Regions from separate parts of the Homo sapiens genome. Here region 1 is linked to region 2. Evidence: chromatin loops called from intact Hi-C (ENCODE). Cell type or tissue: mammary epithelial cell. All regions are shown on one strand. Each heading gives the region's core, and the rest is flanking DNA. Links, peaks and the distances in the headings are about the cores only.

Region 1 (10,248 bases), core at 1,266-9,265, 54 kb after region 2:
GGGTTCCCTGTGAACACAGCACTGACTTACAGTAGATCAGAACTCTGTTCCCAGCATAAGATTTGGGGGAACCTGATGAGTTTTTTTTTTGCATCTTTAATAATTTCTTGTATGTTGTAGAGTATGTTTTAAAATAAATTTCAAGTATTTTTTTAAAAAACTAACACAGCTAATATATAAGAGCAAAGTGGACAGCTGCATTCTTTTATTCCTCTTTGTAAGTACAACCACTTAGCACAGCACCTGCTGCCTCCTTCCCTGGTTGAGAGAGGTGAGTCGGGTATGGGAGCATCTTGCAGACAATTCCTGACCTTCATTTCTTCCTGTTATATATACTTATTATTATATATATATTACTTATGCCCAATACTTAAATCTACTTCATTCACTGCCAAGTTTATGTGAATTTTGGTCTCCTAAAGCTGCTCTTTTCCCTCCTCTCTCCTTGGCTGTTGTTTTCTGGATCACTCTGCTTTACCGGATTGATTGATTTGGCTGGAAATTGATTGTTGGTTGTGACCTGAGACCAGGTCATAAGACCCTCTCAGGTGGAATGGTTTAAGATCAGGTTTGGGTGGAGCGAGGGTGGCACCTGCAGAGAGATGGGGGCTTTCTGCGTGCTGCAAAGCTGGAGGCAGCAAAGGATTCAGGGATAACTGGGCACGTCTCTGCTTTCTTCAGGTGAGGATGTGGCCTTTGCTGAATTTGACCTAATGTTTGTAAACATTTCCTTAAATGGGAGTGCATGTATTGTTAGTGTTAAGTTCTAGGAGAAAAGTGTCAAGCCTTGAGTGTAAAAGGGCAGAGTCACAGCAACAGTCCAGCTCCCAGGCCCACAAGACTCTGCCCCACAAAGAGGTTGCTGCTCTCACTGCCTGTCCCTCCCTGCCCCAGATCAGGGTTGTGGGTGCTGAGGAGGCAGCTGAGCCTGCTCCAGAGGGGCCTCACTTCCATGTCATTCTGTATCCTGGCCTGATTATATCAGAGACTTAGTGCAGAGTCAAAGTGTGAACGCTGATATGTTCCTTTTAAGATCAGTTCATAAGTTACATACTGATCTAAGTCTGCAGTACTTGTTTTTGTTTTTGGTTTTTGGGTTTTGAAACGGGGTCTCTCTCTGTCGCCCAGGCCAGAGCTCAGTGGAGCAATCACAGCTCACTGCAGCCTCGTCCTCCTGGGCTCAAGCCATCTTCCCACCTTGTTTGCTTTTTTAAAGTACAAAAAAAAATTATCTGGAGAACTTTTAGGGGATTCTATAGACAAAACATTTTTTAGCTTTGGAGGGAAAAAATTGGTTTCATTCTCAAAACGGGGGAATGGAGAAGTAAGAGAAGGGAGACGAGTGAATGAAGGAAAAACAAATTAGGCAGTTAACACATACAAAGTATCTACCTCTGAGCTCTGCCTGGAGTTAGGAAAGGCTGTTCACTGATCTTGTTCTTTTGAGCCATCCATAATTTGTAAAATTGTTATGATAATAAATAAGAAAAGACTTAAGAATTAACCTAGCTGAGTGTAAGTCTCAAGAATGGACTGTGCCCCACACAACGTAGGAACTGAGAGGCCCCAGCAGCCGAGAGCAGGTAACAAGTCCTTCAAAGCAGAGAGCGTCCACTGACGGATCAGAGGATGCTAGAAACAGGCGGAACCCCCCTGCTCAGCAACAGAGGGCTCAGCTGCCTCCCAGCAGCACTAAATGAGGGGCCCTCGCCATGTCTAGTGCATCATCCGTGCCTCTCTTGTTAGGAGATCATCTGAAGAACTAGGGTTACGGTGCTGCCAGCTGACTAATGACTGTTTTTCAGTTTTGTCAGGAAACAGAATTACCACTCACCTTAATTTTGTAGCTTGTACCCAAGTTTGTGATGTCAATTGCCAAGACTAAGGAATGAAACGTCTTCATACGAGGTCATCCCGGAGCCAACTCATTGCCTGCTTTTTTTCTGTGTATGTTGGTGGTGTGGCGGGGACAGGATTGATAAGCACTGTCATCACAGCTGTATGAACATGATATTTTAGAAACATGTTTTAGTTGATGAGATTGGCATATCATGACTTACTAACTCTTTTTCAAAGACATGCAAGGTAGTTCTCATGATTTATATACACTTTCAACTCAAATCATTATGAAAAGAAAGTTACAATTATATCTAAACTGAACCTGATGAGAAAATATTACACTCAAGTTGCACAGTATAATAATTTATTAATGAAAGGTTTTTACTAACTTTTCAAGATGTGTAGCCCTATAATTGTTAGATTAATTTAGGTAAATCTAAGTATGACATTGAATTTAAAAAAGGAAGCGTTAAAATATAAACCATTTTGATTTTTCCCCTATAATAGTGAATAATATTTTGAGCCCATTTTACGAGATAATCATTTCCAGATGCTGGAAAAAAAAAAAACTTTAGTTGCACTTACTAATCTGTGAAATGTAGCAAATGAACCTTAAGCTACTTCAGGCCTTTGGGGGCCTGGTCCTCCTCTTTATTTCAAGGTCCAACCAAGTGTTTAACTCAAGTAGTTTTGCTTCTGTTTTTCTTTCCCAATCTAAATTCCAACCCACATTTCCCCCAACAGGCTAATTTTCCAACTAGAGGACACATTCACATCTCATAAAGAATTTGATTTTAGGCTGAGGCAGGAAGATGACTTGAGCCCAGGAGTTTGAGGCTTGAGGCTGCAGTGAGCTAGGATCACGCCGCTGCACTCCAGCCTGGGCAACAAAGCAAGACCCTGTCTCTTAAAAAATAAAATAAAATAATTTGATTTCAGCAGCTCACTATTATGAACCAAAGCACAGGGCTTCTTGTTAATTTTATCCATTCCACAGGTTTGTGTTCAATTAGCTTGGCTCCATGATGTGGGCTCGTTCATAGCTCAGGAAAACAACATGTGTCCATCTGGGAGGTGGAAAAGGAGCAGCTGTGGCCAAACAGCACTTCTGTCTTTACGTGGTGTAAGGCCATGATTTCAGCGCATGATGCATTTGTTTACACAACCTGCATTTCCACACACTAGTTTTCTTGTGGGTGATTTAAGATGACCCATAATCTGATGATAGTTATGGTTCCAGATAAAGCAAATAGGTGTGAGAGCCTTCTTTAGTTTGTATGACTCAATTTTAATCAAGTTTTTCCTATACACATCTCTCCAGAAGGGAACAAAACTGAGATATTTGGAACATTTTTTGCTGAGATATTTGAGAGAACAAAGCCAGCCTGTTTACCTACAGGAAAAGCATATCTTGAAGTTGTTTTTAATGCAACATTTAAAATGTCAACAGGAACAGACAGAAAGAAGGTTAGAAAACATATGAGAGGACCCTGGGTTCTAGTGTTTCAATCTATTGAAATGTCTACTTTTTCCTTATTGGCAAAATGAGGATAATTTGCCTCCCACAGAAGGGTTCATGTAGTTATTATAATCATGTCAGTTAATCAACATATTTGATAAAACTATCTCCTGTTATTGGAAGTGTTTCATAAGATTTTACTTCTAAATAATCTCCTTAGACCTAGGAATAATTTTTTTGCATACACTTAACCTGGTATGTCACCAATGCCAAATTAGTGGTAAGTTAGTGAAGGGTTAATACATGAAATTAATGTTCAGTGGTTTCACTTGTCCCCTTCCCGGCATTGACGTCAGTGCCCTTTGTGATGAGGACACGTCTAATGGCTACACTTTGCTGAGGATATTCTCCCGATAAGGACTGTGAGTATGCTAGGGAGATTGTTATAAGAGAAATCTTATTCCCAACTATTTCTGAACATTCTCTAATAGTTTAATGGAAGTACATTCAAAGACTAAGTTGGCAGATAAAGAATGGTACTATTCATTCATCTTTGTTCTTTGAAAGAAAGGAAATACAGAATCCTAAAATATTTACCTACAAATGCTTTAAAGGAACACAGTATAGAAGAAAGAAGCTTTAAATGTTTGAATAAGGTTGAAAGCCCACAAAAGAATTGTTGTTAATACATTATGATTGCTATGGGTTACGGTATCATCTTTTAAGTACTCTGCAGTTATTGGGTGACTACGAATTGTTATGAAAATATTTATTTTATCCTGAGATTACATGGGTAGCTGGATATTTGGATACTATTGAATGAGTTTCTTGTCCATATGCTATTATTATATCCATGTATACTACTAGTAAAAGTTATGCATAATAATTCTTTACCATTGAAATTTAGCAGATTTAACTTGTAAGACATTATTTCTAAAGCTTCCTTTCTGTTGCTGTTTTAGGAAGCTTAAAGAACCTGCTTCTTTCTGCAGTAGAAGCGTGTGCTGGAACCCAAAGAGTACTCCTTTGTTAGGCTTATGGACTGAGCAGTCTGGACCTTGCATGGCTTCTGGGGCAAAAATAAATCTGAACCAAACTGACGGCATTTGAAGCCTTTCAGCCAGTTGCTTCTGAGCCAGACCAGCTGTAAGCTGAAACCTCAATGAATAACAAGAAAAGACTCCAGGCCGACTCATGATACTCTGCATCTTTCCTACATGAGAAGCTTCTCTGCCACAAAAGTGACTTCAAAGACGGATGGGTTGAGCTGGCAGCCTATGAGATTGTGGACATATAACAAGAAACAGAAATGCCCTCATGCTTATTTTCATGGTGATTGTGGTTTTACAAGACTGAAGACCCAGAGTATACTTTTTCTTTCCAGAAATAATTTCATACCGCCTATGAAATATCAGATAAATTACCTTAGCTTTTATGTAGAATGGGTTCAAAAGTGAGTGTTTCTATTTGAGAAGGACACTTTTTCATCATCTAAACTGATTCGCATAGGTGGTTAGAATGGCCCTCATATTGCCTGCCTAAATCTTGGGTTTATTAGATGAAGTTTACTGAATCAGAGGAATCAGACAGAGGAGGATAGCTCTTTCCAGAATCCACACTTCTGACCTCAGCCTCGGTCTCATGAACACCCGCTGATCTCAGGAGAACACCTGGGCTAGGGAATGTGGTCGAGAAAGGGCAGCCCATTGCCCAGAATTAACACATATTGTAGAGACTTGTATGCAAAGGTTGGCATATTTATATGAAAATTAGTTGCTATAGAAACATTTGTTGCATCTGTCCCTCTGCCTGAGCTTAGAAGGTTATAGAAAAAGGGTATTTATAAACATAAATGACCTTTTACTTGCATTGTATCTTATACTAAAGGCTTTAGAAATTACAACATATCAGGTTCCCCTACTACTGAAGTAGCCTTCCGTGAGAACACACCACATGTTAGGACTAGAAGAAAATGCACAATTTGTAGGGGTTTGGATGAAGCAGCTGTAACTGCCCTAGTGTAGTTTGACCAGGACATTGTCGTGCTCCTTCCAATTGTGTAAGATTAGTTAGCACATCATCTCCTACTTTAGCCATCCGGTGTTGGATTTAAGAGGACGGTGCTTCTTTCTATTAAAGTGCTCCATCCCCTACCATCTACACATTAGCATTGTCTCTAGAGCTAAGACAGAAATTAACCCCGTTCAGTCACAAAGCAGGGAATGGTTCATTTACTCTTAATCTTTATGCCCTGGAGAAGACCTACTTGAACAGGGCATATTTTTTAGACTTCTGAACATCAGTATGTTCGAGGGTACTATGATATTTTGGTTTGGAATTGCCCTGCCCAAGTCACTGTCTTTTAACTTTTAAACTGAATATTAAAATGTATCTGTCTTTCCTAGTATGTTTTTATCTTCTCATGTATTATCCATGGTTTTCTCTGTTTGTGACAGATTAGTAAAATTTAATGAGCCCTCTTTCTTGTGGCCGTTTCTCCATAGTTTTAGGTTTTGATATGTGTTTACTAGCTTGCCTGTGTCTGGTACATCTCATGACCTCAATTCCCTCACCTGAAATAGGAAATGAGAATGTTTCATTGTAGCCCCAAGCGGTCATGTCAACCTAGTGCCTAGTCATAATTAATTGACTTTTCCTGTATTACTTCTTTTTTTAAGTATAAACCAATGATCCTTTGGTAGTCAAGAACTCTTAGGAACATTGCCTTTTGGACATGTAAAATATTTAGGATTTGACCACACAATGGCTATGAAAATGCAAGTAGTTTCCTCGCGTGACCTCACCATGATTCACATACGTGCCACTGTTTGAAATCTGGTCTGTTTGCATTTCTGTTATGACAGAGAGATGATGTTTGCATTTCTGTTATGACAGAGAGATGATGAAAGTAGGCAGGGCTGTGTTCCTTTGTGTAGCCTGTATATATTTTCCATATGTAGAGCCCTGATTAACTTCAAGGACAAACACTGGCTGGAGAAAGCCAGACTGATGGGAATGAGACTTTGGCCAAAAATCCCAAAACATCATTTTCAATCAGTAGAGAAGTGCTTAGGGTTGAAAATTGATTTCATTTGCTACTGAATTTGGTAAATCCTGGGTAACTTTTATCAAGATGAAGACATTTTACCCTACCTACTCTAGAAATATACAACAATGTTATATTTTACACTCCTTGGAAACATTTGAGGAAAAAAATGCAATTTGCACTTCACTTTGTTGGAATATCCCATAGCACTCAATAAACTCAGCTGCTAGAGTGCCGATGTCAGGAGGGCTGTGTCGGGTAATGCGTGTGGCTGAATGGGCATAACCACTGTGGCTTCTTGTGCTGCAGAAGCTCGTTGACAAGACTGAGGAGGATTTCAAGAGCAACCAAGTAAAGTCATGAATTTTCTAATTTTGTGTATATGGAATATATTTTTAAATAGAGATTTTTCTACTTTAGATAATGTGTTAATATTGCTATTACCTAGGTTAAGCACTATTGTCTGTGCTAGTAAGAAAAAGAAAGGAAAACCATCATTGCTTTATAGTAGCTTATATCAATTTAGATTTCATCATTACTATTTTGCATACTGGAATTTATAAATGTGTAAATTATCATTTTCTTAGTTTTGTAATACCTTTTTTATTTGTGAATAAAATTATCACCTGGTATTCTTATTTATGTGTTCAGTGAGAGAATGACTGATTTTGTGGATGCAGACATGTTTTTTTCTTTTCAGAAGTCTGTGTGAGGGTTTTGCAGAGTTCTGCTCTCTCGGCACAGGCAGCGGCTCCTGCCTGTGGTCCCAGATACTAGGAGGCTGAGGCAGAAGGATCATGAGCCTAGGAGTTTGAGGCGTGCCTAGGAGTTTGAGGCCAGCCTGGACAACATAATGAGGCTGTGTCACTAAAAAATGTGCTCCAGAGAGGGATGGAACCCTCTCTGCCTCCTCAGGCTTTTGGAGGGCTATTTGTAATCCTCACTGGTGACCTGTGAGGGATAGCCTGGGAACAGAACCAGGCGCATTGGGCTAGTGGAAGGTGCTCTGCGGCCCCTGAGAAGCTTTGGCATCAAGGTCTTATCATGATCTCTTCATTTTTTCCCTTTTATGGCACAAAGAGGGAAGGAACTAAAGAGAAAGTTTTGTATCCTTGATGGAGCTCAGCCAGGTGTCCTCCTGCAGAGGAGGACTAAAGAGAGGAAGGTGGAGGCTTCCACAGATCAGCAATCCTTTTCTTCCCTCTACTCAGTAAAGCTTTTAAGGCTATTATTAGATTTTGAGAGAGGACTTTAAACTTTCTGGAAAAAAAAAACTTTAAAAAATGTTACAGTTACATCCTGCTTTCTCAGCAGGTGAGTTTCTGCTGTTGACACTGGATTCTCTGAGGGAAGGACATTGACTTCTTCCCCCTCTGACACCCCCACTCACACCCCAACCCCCCCAGAGCATGTGGACTTTCCTGGTGTCCATGGAGACTGGTTTAGCTTATAGGTACCATAAATCCATCAACTCTCTGACAAAAATAACTCAAAGCTAATAAGGTTCTCCCAGGAGGTCTGGACTATTTTATAGTAATGTGTCTGGAATTGGTGGGTTCTTGGTCTCACTGACTTCAAGAATGAAGCCACGGATCCTCGCGGTGAGTGTTACAGTTCTTAAGGATGGCGTGTCCAGAGTTTGTTCCTTCTGATGTTCGGACGTGTTCGGAGTTTCTTCCTTCTAGTGGGTTCATGGTCTCTCTGGCTTCAGGAGTGAAGCTGCTGACCTTCACGGTGTTACAGCTCTTAAGGCGGCACTCTGGAGTTGTTCGTTCCTCCTGTCTGGAGTTGTTCATTCCTCCCGGTGGGTTCGTGGTCTCACTGGCCTCAGGAGTGAAGCTGCAGACCTTCCCAGTGAGTGTTACACTCATAAAGGCAGTGCGAGCCCAAAGAGAGAGTAGCAGCAAGATTTATTGCAAAGAGCTAAAGAACAAAACTTCCACAGCATGGAAGGGGACCCGAGCAGGTTGCCACTGCTGGCTTGGGCAGCCTGCTTTTATTCCCTTATCTGGCCCCACCCACACCCTGCTGATTGGTCCATTTTACAGAGAGCTGATTGGTCCGTTTTGACTGGGTGCTGATTGTTGTCTTATTTGCAGTCCCCTAGCTAGACATAAAGATTCTCCAAGTCCCCACCAGATTAGCTAGACACAGGGTGCTGATTGGTGCATTTACAAACCTTGAATAGACACAGGGTGCTGATTGGTGTGTTTACAAACCATGAGCTAGACACAGAGTGCTGATTGGTGTATTTACAATCCCTTAGCTAGACATAAAGATTCTCCAAGTCCCCACCAGACTCAGGAGCCCAGCTGGCTTCACCTAATGGATCTCGCACGGGGGCTGCAGGCGCCAGTCCCACGCCATGCACCCGCACTCCTCAGCCCTTGGGCGGTGGATGGGACTGGGCGCCATGGAGCAGGGGGCGGGGCTCCTAGGGGAGGCTCCCGCAGCACAGGAGTCCACTTGTGGGGAGGCTTAGGTATGGTGGGCTGCAGGTCCTGAGCCCTGCCCCACGGGGAGGCAGCTGAGGCCCTGCGAGAATTCGAGCACAGCGCCGGCTGGGGTACCTGGCACACCCTCTGCAGCTGCTGGCCCTGGTGCAAAGCCCCTCACTGCTCAGGCCGGCGGGCCGGCTCCGAGTGTGTGGCCCACAAAGCCCACGCCCACCCAGAACGCGTACTGGCCCACAAGTGCTGGGCACAACCCCTGTTCCCGCCCACACCTCTCCCTCCACACCTCCCTGCAAGCAGAGGGAGCCGGCTCCGACCTCTGCCAGCCCAGAGAGGGGCTCCCATAGTACAGCAGCAGGCTGAAGGGCTCCTCAAGGGTGGCCAGACTTGGCGCAGAGGTTGAGGAGGCGCTGAGAGCGAGCAAGGGCTGCCAGCACACTGTCACCCCTCAGTAATAACAATGACATATTTTCATTATTACCACTATTATTAAGGTCTCTGCAACTGGGTACTTATTCTGAATGTGTCCCATTTTAAACTAAGAAGGTATTGTCTGATTTCTTTTTTTAAAATTTAATTTAATTAATTAATTTTTTTGAGACAGTCTTGCTCTGTCACCCAGACTGGAGTGCACCTCCCAGGTTCACACAATTCTCCTGCCTCAGCTTCCTGCATAGCTGGGATTACAGGCACATGCCACCACACCCGGCTAATTTTTGTGGGGTTTTTTTTTTTTTTTTTTTGTATAAACGGGGTTTCACCATGTTGGCCAGGCTAGTCTCAAACTCCTGACCTCAAATGATCCGCCCACTTCGGATTGCTGGAATCCCAAATTGCTGGAATTACATTTTTTAAAAACAAATTTGGCACCGACTAAGGTCTGTAAATAGAGCTTAAGTTTATCATTCAGTCTTGAAAGTGAACAGTGGTCTGAGAGGTTTCAAAATTGTCTATAATGTCAAACAAGTTTCAGTAAGTCCTGGTATGCAATTATAGGGATATAATTATGCTGAGTCAAGGCAGCAGTTCACACTAGCATTAGTTATGTCACACTTCAACCAACGGAGGGTTGAAAGGTTTCTACTCCAGAGAGTCAGCTGGCCAAGGGTAGGTCATGTCATGAATGGCCAGTGGCGTTTGAATTAGTGTGATCTATGGCTGCTTGAAATTCACCTCTCCAGAAGACTTGAATTTTTAAAAGTTATCAGCAAAACCACTTTCTCTAGAACCATGGGTGGTCTTCTGAAGCAGGTTTCATTTTTTGTTCTATAAAGAGAGAGGATTCTTTTTTCCATAATTTCTAATGGCATTAGCTATTCCTACTTAAGACTGAAATAGCTGTGTTCTGGTAGCTTTGTTTGGGGTGGAATTTAACTAGCAGAACTATGTAGAGGGATTTTCCTTACCTGGGTTGATTATTTACAGTAAATAGAAGATCTGCAGACCATTCT
Region 2 (10,248 bases), core at 1,261-9,260:
ACTCTTGGAAAACAGTGTGTTCTGATGTTCAAATCTAGAGAAGCTTGAGACCTTTAGTACCACAGAATTTGTCTCAACAGGAAGTTAACATCCTTTTAACAAATATGTAAGACTCTTTCTACTCTCAGGAAATACTAAATTGCTAACTATTTCAAGGAGCTCTCCATTTGGATTGATTTCTAGGCTTGTCCGCTAATGAAATTTCTTATGCACTTATCCTCATTTTTGAAAATAACACCCCTGATATCAAAGTACTGATTTTCTGCCTTAGAAGTGAGTGTGTGAATGTTTCCCTGGCGTTAGCTTCTGAGCATGCACATGACTGGCTTAATTAGAGGAGAAGAAGTGCCATAATTCTGCCATCCACTGATAGTAACGCAGCAGTGGGAGCCTGAGAGACCCTTGATTATTCTCATGCTCACGGCTTCTTGAATAAAGTGGATGACTAAGTGGACTTACCATAGTAAGAGAGATCATTAGCAGTGGAAGACACATTTGAACTTGCTGAAAGAGCTGCCTTTGTGTCTAGGAAGGCCGACACTTGGTAATTATTAGACCAGGTCTTCGTTTCATCCTAGCGGTCTTTCCTTTTCACGCTTGCAAAGTCTGAATAGCTTTCTGTTACCCGTTAATCCCCACAGGAATGTGGCTTCGGCTATGGGGAGGATGCACAGTGTGTGACGTGCCGGCTGCACAGGTTCAAGGAGGACTGGGGCTTCCAGAAATGCAAGCCCTGTCTGGACTGCGCAGTGGTGAACCGCTTTCAGAAGGCAAATTGTTCAGCCACCAGTGATGCCATCTGCGGGGACTGCTTGCCAGGGTGAGTTGGCCAGTTTCTTTCACTTGTAATTATTTAATTAAGTAACTTTTAAAAAGGCAATTCCCTTGTTCCATTCTAAACTGGAATGCATGCTGGTATTAACCTGAAGATGCTGGTGGAGTATTTGTGACTTCTTTCAGTATTAACCACTGGATTATCTGTGGTACCGTGTGCCATGCATGCAGCAGACACTGGCTATAAAGAAAATGAATAGGCATGCTAACAAAGGATTTCTGTTATGAAAATCTAAGGAGTTCCTACAAATCAGTAAAAAAGAAAACTTGGACAAATGGACACAAAAATGAACAAGCAACCCACAAAAGAGGTGACCCATGTGACTGGCAATCCTCTGACAATGTTCACCCTCATTAGCATCAGAGGAGGGCAGGTTACACCATTCAGCCATTCAGCAGAGACGTGCCCAACCACCTTAGGCATTGCTTTACATACTTGGGCTATGTCAGAAAATAAAGTGGCAAAGATCCCTGCCCATGGGGAGCTTATTTCTTATAGGTTTTGTTTGTTTGTTTGTTTGTTTTGTTTTGTTCTGTTTTGAGATGGAATTTCGCTCTTGTCACCCAGGCTGGAGTGCAATGGCGCAATCTCAGCTCAGTGCAACCTGTGCCTCCCAGGTTCAAGTGATTCTTCTGCCTCAGCCTCCCGAGTAACTGGGATTACAGGCATGCGCCACCACGCCCGGCTAATTTTTTGTATTTTTAGTAGAGATGGTGTTTCTCCATGTTGGTTGGTCTCAAACTCCTGACCTCAGGTGATCTGCCTGCCTCAGCCTCCCAAAGTGCTGGGATTACAGGTGTGAGCCACCATGCCCGGCTTCTTATAGGGTTTTAAAAAATATTTAAATAGTAAATAATAAAGAAGCAAATTATGCAGAAAGATAGAAGATGATAACTGCTATGGAAGAAACCCTAAGGCAGACAAGGGCGATTGGGCATGGCCACAGTGAGGGGCAGGACAGTGACAGCGTAAATTGGGTTGTCAGGATAGGCTTTATTGCAAAGGTGAGATCTGAGCAAAGGCTTGAAGGAGACGAGGCACGGAGCCAAGCAGAGAGGTGGGGAAGAGCACCGCAGACAGAAGGAACCTCCAGCAAGAGGTTCTCAGGTGGGCATCTACCTGGTGTGGGTAAAAAACTGCCAGGAGGCCAAGGGAGTGGCAGAGAGAGGGAGGCGTGCAGTACACCAAGTTACAGAGAGCAGAGGAAGGGGTGGGCAGGTGCGAACGCAGAAGCCTTAAATAGACTTGTCAATAAGGCAGCCAGGTCCAGGGAAAGGAGAGGGACCACACCTGGGCCAGGGGGAGCACCAGGGAGGAGGAAGTTAAATTCCTGACTGCTTCTAAGTAACTGTGGGATGGATTAATACAGACAGCTGGAGGAGAGAGTCTGGATGAAGAGCCAGGGTGACAAGGGGGGTGATCTGTAAGGCAGGGAGAAGCCATTGCTACACCAAGTATGCAGAGAATGGGATGAAGCAGAATATCCTTAGAGCTTAATGGAGATAGAGTGGAGCCAAGAGTTACTGACCAAAGACAGAAGAGAGAGGAAGCAGAAACCCTGGAGCATCAGAAACCAGTCTGTATTGCAAAAGTAAGAAACAACCAGAAACTGCATTGCAGGGGCAGCAAACATTTATTACTTGCAATGTACCAGGCACCTGGCCAAGTACTTCTCATGAATTATTTTCTATACTTTTCACAATGTTTTAAGAAGGAAGAAACTGAGACTTATTAAGGATTAAGTTTATTCAGGCAAGATCACCTAACCTGTGTGTGGTGAGTCTGGGAGTCACATCATGGGAGTCTAACATCAGAATTCATGCTCCGAGGCACTACAGACAAAAGACTCTAACTGGATCGACCACAAGATCAGAGTGGTTTTGACCAGATGTCCCGGGGGTGGGGTCTTGTTGAGGCCAGAGAGGAGATAAAGCTCTGGGCCTGAAGGGTGGAAACAGAGTAGAAAATAGACTAGTGGGTCCCACGTGGTCATATACAGAGACCCAGCACCTAGGGAGCTGTAAGATGTAGTGGGCTAACACCAAAATACAAGCAGCAAAAGAAAAAATAGCTCTGTTGGACTTTATCAAAATTTTAAACTTTGTACTTCAAAGGAAATCCTTTGAAGTACAAAACACAACCACACAACCCACAAAATAGGAGAAAATACTGGCAAATCATATGTCTGGTAAGGAACTATCTTAAGTAGAATATGTCCTCACATATTCTTACAACTCAATAATAAAAAGACAAATAATTCAATTAAAATACAATGAAGGATTTGAATAGACATTTCTCCAAAGAAATATACAAATGTCCAATAAGCACATGAAAAGTTGCCCAACATCATTAACAATCAGGGAAATGCAAATCAAACCCACATTCTTCAACCCCACTAAGATAGCTATAGCCAACAAAAACCAGACGGTAACGGTGATGACATGGAGAGATTGGAATGTTGGTGATGACGTGGAGAGATTGAAACCCTCATACACTGTTGGTGGGAACGGCAAAGGGTACAGCCAGGTTGGAAAACAGTTTAGAGTTCCTTCAGAAAGTTAGACATAGAGTTACCACGTGACCTGACAGTTTGACTCTTAGGTATATAACCAAGAGAACTGAAAACACGTCCACACAAAAACTTGTACACTAGTGTTCGTAGCAGCAGTTTACGTAATAGCCAAAAAACTGAAACAACCAAGCTCTGGTTTGAATGTGTCCCCTCCAAAATTCAGTTGTTGCCAGTGCGATTATATTAAGAGGTGGGGCCTTTACGAGGTAATTAGGTCATGATGGGCCCTCCCCTCACAAATATGCCCTGATAAAGGGGCTTGACAGAGGGAATTTGTTCCTTTTTTATTTGCCTTCCACCTTCTGCCACGTAAGGACACAGCATTTCTTCCCTCTGAAGAGTGCAGCAGAAAGGCCCTCACCAGACGCCAGATACTGGCATCTTGATCTTGGACTTCCCAGCCTTCAGAACTATGAGAAATAAATTTCTGTTATTTATAAATTACCCAGTCTGTGATATTCTATTACAGCAGCACAAAACCGACTAAGACAAACCCAAGTGTCTATCAACTGATAAATGGAAAAACCAAATGGGATATATTCAAACAATGAAATATTATTCATCAGTAAAAAGGAAGGAAATGCTGACATGCTATGAGATGGATGAGCCTAGAAAACATTATGCCAAGTGAAATAAGCCAGTCACCAATGATGGCATATTACATGATTCTATTGAAATGTCCAGAATGGGCAAATCTACAGGGACAGAAAGGAAATTAGTGTTGCCTAAGGGCTGGGGTTGGGGAGAGTTGGGAATGGGAGGTGACTGATAAGGTTATGAGGCTTCTTTGGGGGATGATGAAAATGTCCTAAAATTGATTGTGGTGATGGTTGTACAACTCTGTGAATGTATGGAAAACCATCCAATTGTACACTTTAAATGGGTGAATTGTGTGGTATATAAAGTATAAGTCAATAAATCTGTGCCTTAAAAAAAAAAGGAACGGTCTATAATCTCAGACCTGTGATGATATCTATGGATAGCATTACTCAGAGTTTTGATCTTGTGCAAATCTAATTGAGGACATGAACGGAACATCTCACACACCTCTGTTGTTCGTGTTCTCCAGTTCCCTGATAAAAGCCTGTCTGTGCGTGTCTACTCTCTACATCTGGAGGTAGAGAAATGAGGAGGTCTACAGGGGATGTACAGGCTGAGATAGGCAGTGCCCAGGGAGGGTGGGGAAAGGCCTGACCTAGGACTGGGATTTTATAGAGCCCATGCAGGGCTGTGCTGCCGGAGTAGGGGAGCAGGTCTGCCCGGGACTCCACCGTGCCTGGTTCCTCCTGCTTCCCCGTGGTCCTTGTCATTTGAGCCCACTGCTCTAGTTTCTACAGTGTTTGTTTATTCTTTAGGTAAATACTTAGCTATAGGAAAGTTATAAGTGAATAGACAGTTGAGTGATGTTTCACAATTTATTTATATGATTACTTTAAAATCCCATTTTTTTCTAAGTCAGCATTAGTATATGAGGCAGGCGTAATTACATAGTGACTTTTACCCAGGTCTTTTCAAAGTGTTTTCAAAGTACTCTTCCAGTTTAACTGTACTTCTGTGAAGAAACCAAATAGTTGGAACCCATTTTATAAACAGAAAAACTGAGGCAGAAAGACGTGAGCAAAATGCATATTGCTCCCCAAAAAGCAATGCAGAAGTCAGGCAAAAGGCAGGCATTGCTCTTTTTGGTGCCACTCTGCCTCCTGCGGCCTCATTCTCTAGCAAGAACCTGCTGCTGTCCATAGGCCGAGGTCCCCCAGGACACCAGCTGCTTCCCTCTCAGTAGCAGGTAGGGTGTGGAAATCATCTGTCCTCCGTGCCCACAATTTGAGTCATTCGAGAGAGCCAGTCCCCTTATTCCCACATCTGCTCTGTGACTTTAGACAAGTCATTTAACTTCTCTGAAATGCACTCTTCTCACCTGTAAAATGACCATGCTGTAAGAATCCACCCTGCAGAATTGTTAGAAGGATTAGAAATAGAAGGCATGTAAAGTGCCTAGCAGAGTGCCTAAGCCATAGGAAGTCCTAATGGAATATTGGACATTATTGCCAATTGATGATTTTGGGGGCCAGTGAAAACTTGGCATGACTTTTTCAGAGTGTGGCCAACAGGCCTCCAAGCTCCTCTGCTGGCAGCCGGTTCCTGAGTCCTTCCTGGCTCAGGGGAACTGGAACCCGCCCTGAAGAGTAGGCTGGCCCCTGCCAGCTCTTTGCTTCTTCTGGTGACAATGACAACTAACATTGAGCACTTACTATCATCCGAACCACTCTGTAAAGTAGGGATTCCTACCACCCCCTCTTAACAAAGAGGGAAACTGGTTCTCAGAGTGGATAAATGACTTCCCAGAATCACCCAGCTTGTAAATGAAAGGACTGGAATTCACCTTGCAGCTCCTCTGCCCCATGCTTAGGTGCATGTCTGATATCACTGGGAGGTCACCGCTGGGGCTTCCGTGATTGATTGATGGGAATCACAGGGACTGCCTCCGTCCGTGTGTGCTGTGTGCCCACTTCACCCTCACCCTACCCTCAGCAGACCCCTTGCTCCTGGAAGCTGCCTGAGTTGCCTGGGTTTTCGCATCCCTTTGCCTCAGCTCTCTGGTCTGTGCTCAGGGTGTTCCCTAGTAACCATGACACTGTTTAGGAGACCTAGACTCTTACTCTAATGATTAATCTTGTCATTAGCATTTGTTCACCTTCAGATAAGGGGCTATTGCTGTGGATTGCTGAGGAACACAAACAGCAGGCTGACTAACCACCAAGGTGCTAGCAAGAGCCCAGGACAGAGCAACGCTGTCATCCAGTGTCTCACAGACACTTCAGAAAATCCCATCCTGACTTGACTGTGACTCACAGGGCATAGTAACTGCCCTCAACCTTGTGTTAAGTGAGGTCATTGTAAAACCGGAGCTGTTCTATGGCATGCCATCTCCTTGCAGAAATGCACTCACTGATTGAAGAATTAGCAGTCTACAGCCAGATTTTTTTAAAATAGCAGTTTTCAAACACTGTGTTCATTAGGCTAACCAGTGCTATTTGGATTCAGTTCAGTTAAAAATTCCTCTTCATTGGGAGGCTGAGGCAGGTGGATCGCTTGAGCTCAAGAGTGTGACATCAGCCTGGGCAACATGGCGAAACCCTATCTCTAAAAAAAAAAAAAATACAAAAATTAGCTGGGCATGGTGATACACACCTGTAGTCCCAGCTACTTGGGAGGCTAAGATGGGAGGATGGCTTGAGCCCAGGAGGCAGAGGCTGAGGCAGAGCCAAGATCGCACCACTGCACTCCAGCCTGGGTGACAGAGCGAGACTGTCTCAAAACAAACAAAAAAGAATGAAGAAGCAAGCAGACCAGATACTGTTGATAGCTGCTCTCAGAGCTAGGTCTGAGCATCACCTCTTCATGCGTAGTAGTCACACGGGAGCCCCACTCACCCTCCTTTCTAAATAGCATTTCTTATTATTTCTAGTTAGTATTTAATGGTCATTCAGGCCTGGCGTGGTGGTCACACCTGTAATCCCAGCACTTTGGGAGGCCGAGGATGGTAGATCACACGGTCGGGAGTTCGAGACCTGTCTGGCCAACATAGTGAAACCCCGTCTCTACTAAAAATGCAAAAAACAAAATTAGCTGGGCATGGTAAACGGGTGCCTGTAATCCCAGCTACTTGGGAGGCTGAGGGAGGAGAATCGCTGGAACCTGGGAGGCAGAGGTTGCAGTGAGCTGAGATCATGCCACTGCACTCCAGCCTGGGCAACAGAGCGAGACTCCATCTCAAGAAATAAATAAACATTATTTAATTAATTAATTAAAAAATAAAAATGGTCATTCAAAACATGACAACCTTCTAGCCTCATTTGTCTCATGGTCCTCAAACTTTTAAAAAAAATTTTGGCAAATATATTCTCTTCGATTGTCAGGGAAGGCTCAGACCTCTAAACTGTTTTGTCACAATTAGAATTCTTTATTTTTAAAATGTTAAGTAGTGTCTATGCTTGATCATCAATACCTCCCATTTTCCTAACTTTTTAAGTGTTAAAAGATGGATTTCTGTATCCCCAATATTTATTCTTGAGAATGTTGGATATTACATTTTTTAACTTTTTTTGCTTTTTACATGAAGTGAGTTTTTATGTATAAAACACTATTTTGTGCTTTCTTGATATTTAATTCAATGAACTTCTATTGGGCAAGTTTTCGGGGTGAAAAGATAAAAAGTATTAGTCTGGATGTGTTACAATGTTTAGCAAGACTTCTTAAAGAAGAAAGCTCCTTTATATTGTCTTGTGATTTTTTAAAAAAATTGTATATGCATTTTTTTATTGTGGTAAAAAACACATAACATAAAATTTACCATCTTCACCATTTTTAGGTGCGCAGTTCAGTAGAGTTAAGTATATTCACATTGTTGTGAAACAGATCTCCAGAACTTTTTCATCTTCTCAAGCTGAAACTCTATACCCGTTAAACAACTCCCCTTTGCTTCTTCCCCCAGCCCGTGGAAACCACCTTTCTTTCTGTTTCTGTGAATTTGACTACTCTTAAGTACCTCATGTAATTGGAGTCATTCAGTATCTGTCTTTTTATGACAGGCTTGTGTCACTTAGCACCATGTCCTCAAGGTTTATACATGTTGTAGCATGTGACAGGAACCCCTCCTACTTGTTAAGACTAATAATATTTCATTCTGTGAAATACTTTGTTTATCCATATTCATCAGTGGACATTTGGGTTTCTTCTGCCTTTTGGCTACTGTGAATAGTGCTGCAGTGAATACAAGCATGCAAGTATCTCTTCAAGACCCTGATTTGAGTTCTTTTAGATATAGACACAGTAGTGGAATTGCTGGATTATATGGTAGTTCTGTTTTTAATATTTTGAGGAACCTACGTGCTGTTTTCCATAGCGGCTGCACCATTTTATTGTCCCGTCAGCAGTATACAAGGGTTCCAGTTTCTTCACATCCTTGCCAACACTTGTTATTATCTGTTTGTTTGTTGTTATTGTTTTGACAGTAGCCATCCTTATGGGTGTGAGGTGATATCTCATGTGGTTTTGACTTTTCAGTTCAGGGATGATTAGTGATGTTGAACATGTTTTTATATACCTGTCAGCCATGTGAGATATTTCTCCAAAGACATTTCTCTGGAGAAATGTCTATTCAAGTCCCTTGCCCATTTTTAAATTAGGTTGATTTTTTAATTGATGAGTTTATAGGAATTCTTTATATATTATAAATATTAACCCTTTATCAGACATATGATTTGCAGATATTTTCTTCCATTCCATAGGAATGTTTATGTCCTCTGATTTTAAGTTTAATATAGTCCCATTTGTCAATTTTTTCTCTTGTTTCCTATGGTTTTGGTGTCATATTTAAGAAATCATTGCCATAACTAATGTCATGAAGCTTTTCCTCTATATTTTCTTCTAGGAGTTTTATAGTTTTAGGTCTTTAATCTGTTGCATGTGGATGTCCAGTTTCTCCAACATTCCTTAAAGAGACTGTTCTTTCCTCACTGAGTGGTCTTGGCACCTTGTTGAAAGTCATTGACCATATACATGACGGTTTACTTCTGGGATCTCTTGTCTATTCCACTGGTCTAGTTGTCTGTCTTTATGCCAGTACTACATATTTTGATTATTGTTGCATTGTATTAAGTTTTGAAATCAGGAAGTATGAGTCCTCGAACTTTGTTTTTTTTTTTAATTTTTACTTCATAAATTCCAAAAGGAGTAATTTTATTAATATCTAATGGGAAGTCACTGTATTATATATCCTTTGAAAAGATTGTCATAATCAAGTGAAAATAGAATGTTGAGCAATTTCTGAATGTATCTGGGCATTTGAGATAACTTACCTAGTTTCAAATGCAAATTTTGCTTCTACCATAAATTATACAGATTTGCTACTACATTATGCAGTTTCACAAGATAATTGCATCTACCTGTCCTTTGTAGACTTGTTCTCTATATTACTATTTTTGTCATAGAAAATTTATGTTATATATATGAAAAAAAGAAAATCACTTGAATTCCCACAATCTAGAAATAGTCGCTGTTCATATACAGTATATAATATACTCCCAAAATTTTTTCATTGCAAATATATACACATAACTTTTTTTTTTTTTTGAGGTGGAGTTTCACTCTTGTTGCCCAGGCTGGAGTGCAATGGCGCGATCTTGGCTCACTGCAACCTCTGCCTCCCAGGTTCATGTGATTCTCCTGCCTCAGCCTCCTGAATAGCTGGGATTATAGGCGCCCACCACCATGCCCAGCTAATTTTTTGTATTTTTCATAGAGACGGGGTTTCACCATTTTGGCCAGGCTGGTCTTGAACTCCCGACCTCAGGTGATCCACCTGCCTCAGCCTCCCAAAGTGCTGGGATTACAGGCGTGAGTCACTGCGCCTGGCCACACACGACTATTTTTATATGTATTGGTAAAGAATCTGAGAAAATTGATAATAAAAGTGTGTGCCTGCACAAAATGGAATTATATGCATTCCTTTGTTTTCACTTAATGATATTTCATGACTTTTTAAAAATGCGTATGGTAGGTCTTCATCATCATTTTTAAAGGACACCTGGCATTCTATTGCCTTGGGTCTACCCTGATTGGTTATTGGTGGACATTGGGATTGTGCCTAATTAGCTTTTTTCCTTTCATAAACAATGCTGTGATTGTATTCTTTTTTTTTTTTTTTTTTTTGAGACAGAGTCTTGCTCTTTTGCCCAGGCTGGAGTGCAGTGGCGCTATCTCAGCTCACTACAAGCTCCACCTCCCGGGTTCACGCCATTCTCCTGCCTCAGCCTCCCTAGTAGCTGGGACTACAGGC

What was found. Hi-C counts contacts between places; a loop is a spot of excess contacts. Peaks named below come from ENCODE experiments on the same cell type or tissue, not always from the same donor. Only the 100,000 strongest peaks of a DNase experiment are listed, where the experiment ranks them.
Region 1: it touches region 2 in a loop (2.4-fold over the local background); 5 of 110 quality-filtered maps call a loop at or near these places.

Annotation. Positions count from the first base shown.
Region 1 is chr13:23,669,112-23,679,359 of GRCh38, forward strand. It overlaps TNFRSF19 (TNF receptor superfamily member 19), which reads left to right. Exons shown (of 10, transcript NM_148957.4): 10 at 4,261-6,982. The coding sequence ends at 4,269. Among named protein-coding and RNA genes, the nearest start is that of TNFRSF19, 100 kb to the left of the region's middle. In mammary epithelial cell, for the core only: no CTCF peak of the experiment used is centred there; a DNase peak (open chromatin) is centred at 6,120.
Region 2 is chr13:23,615,226-23,625,473 of GRCh38, forward strand. It overlaps TNFRSF19 (TNF receptor superfamily member 19), which reads left to right. Exons shown (of 10, transcript NM_148957.4): 4 at 642-820. Among named protein-coding and RNA genes, the nearest start is that of TNFRSF19, 50 kb to the left of the region's middle. RefSeq lists enhancers at 3,173-3,674, 5,805-6,304. In mammary epithelial cell, for the core only: no CTCF peak of the experiment used is centred there; DNase peaks (open chromatin) are centred at 3,286 and 6,206; H3K27ac peaks cover 1,216 bases.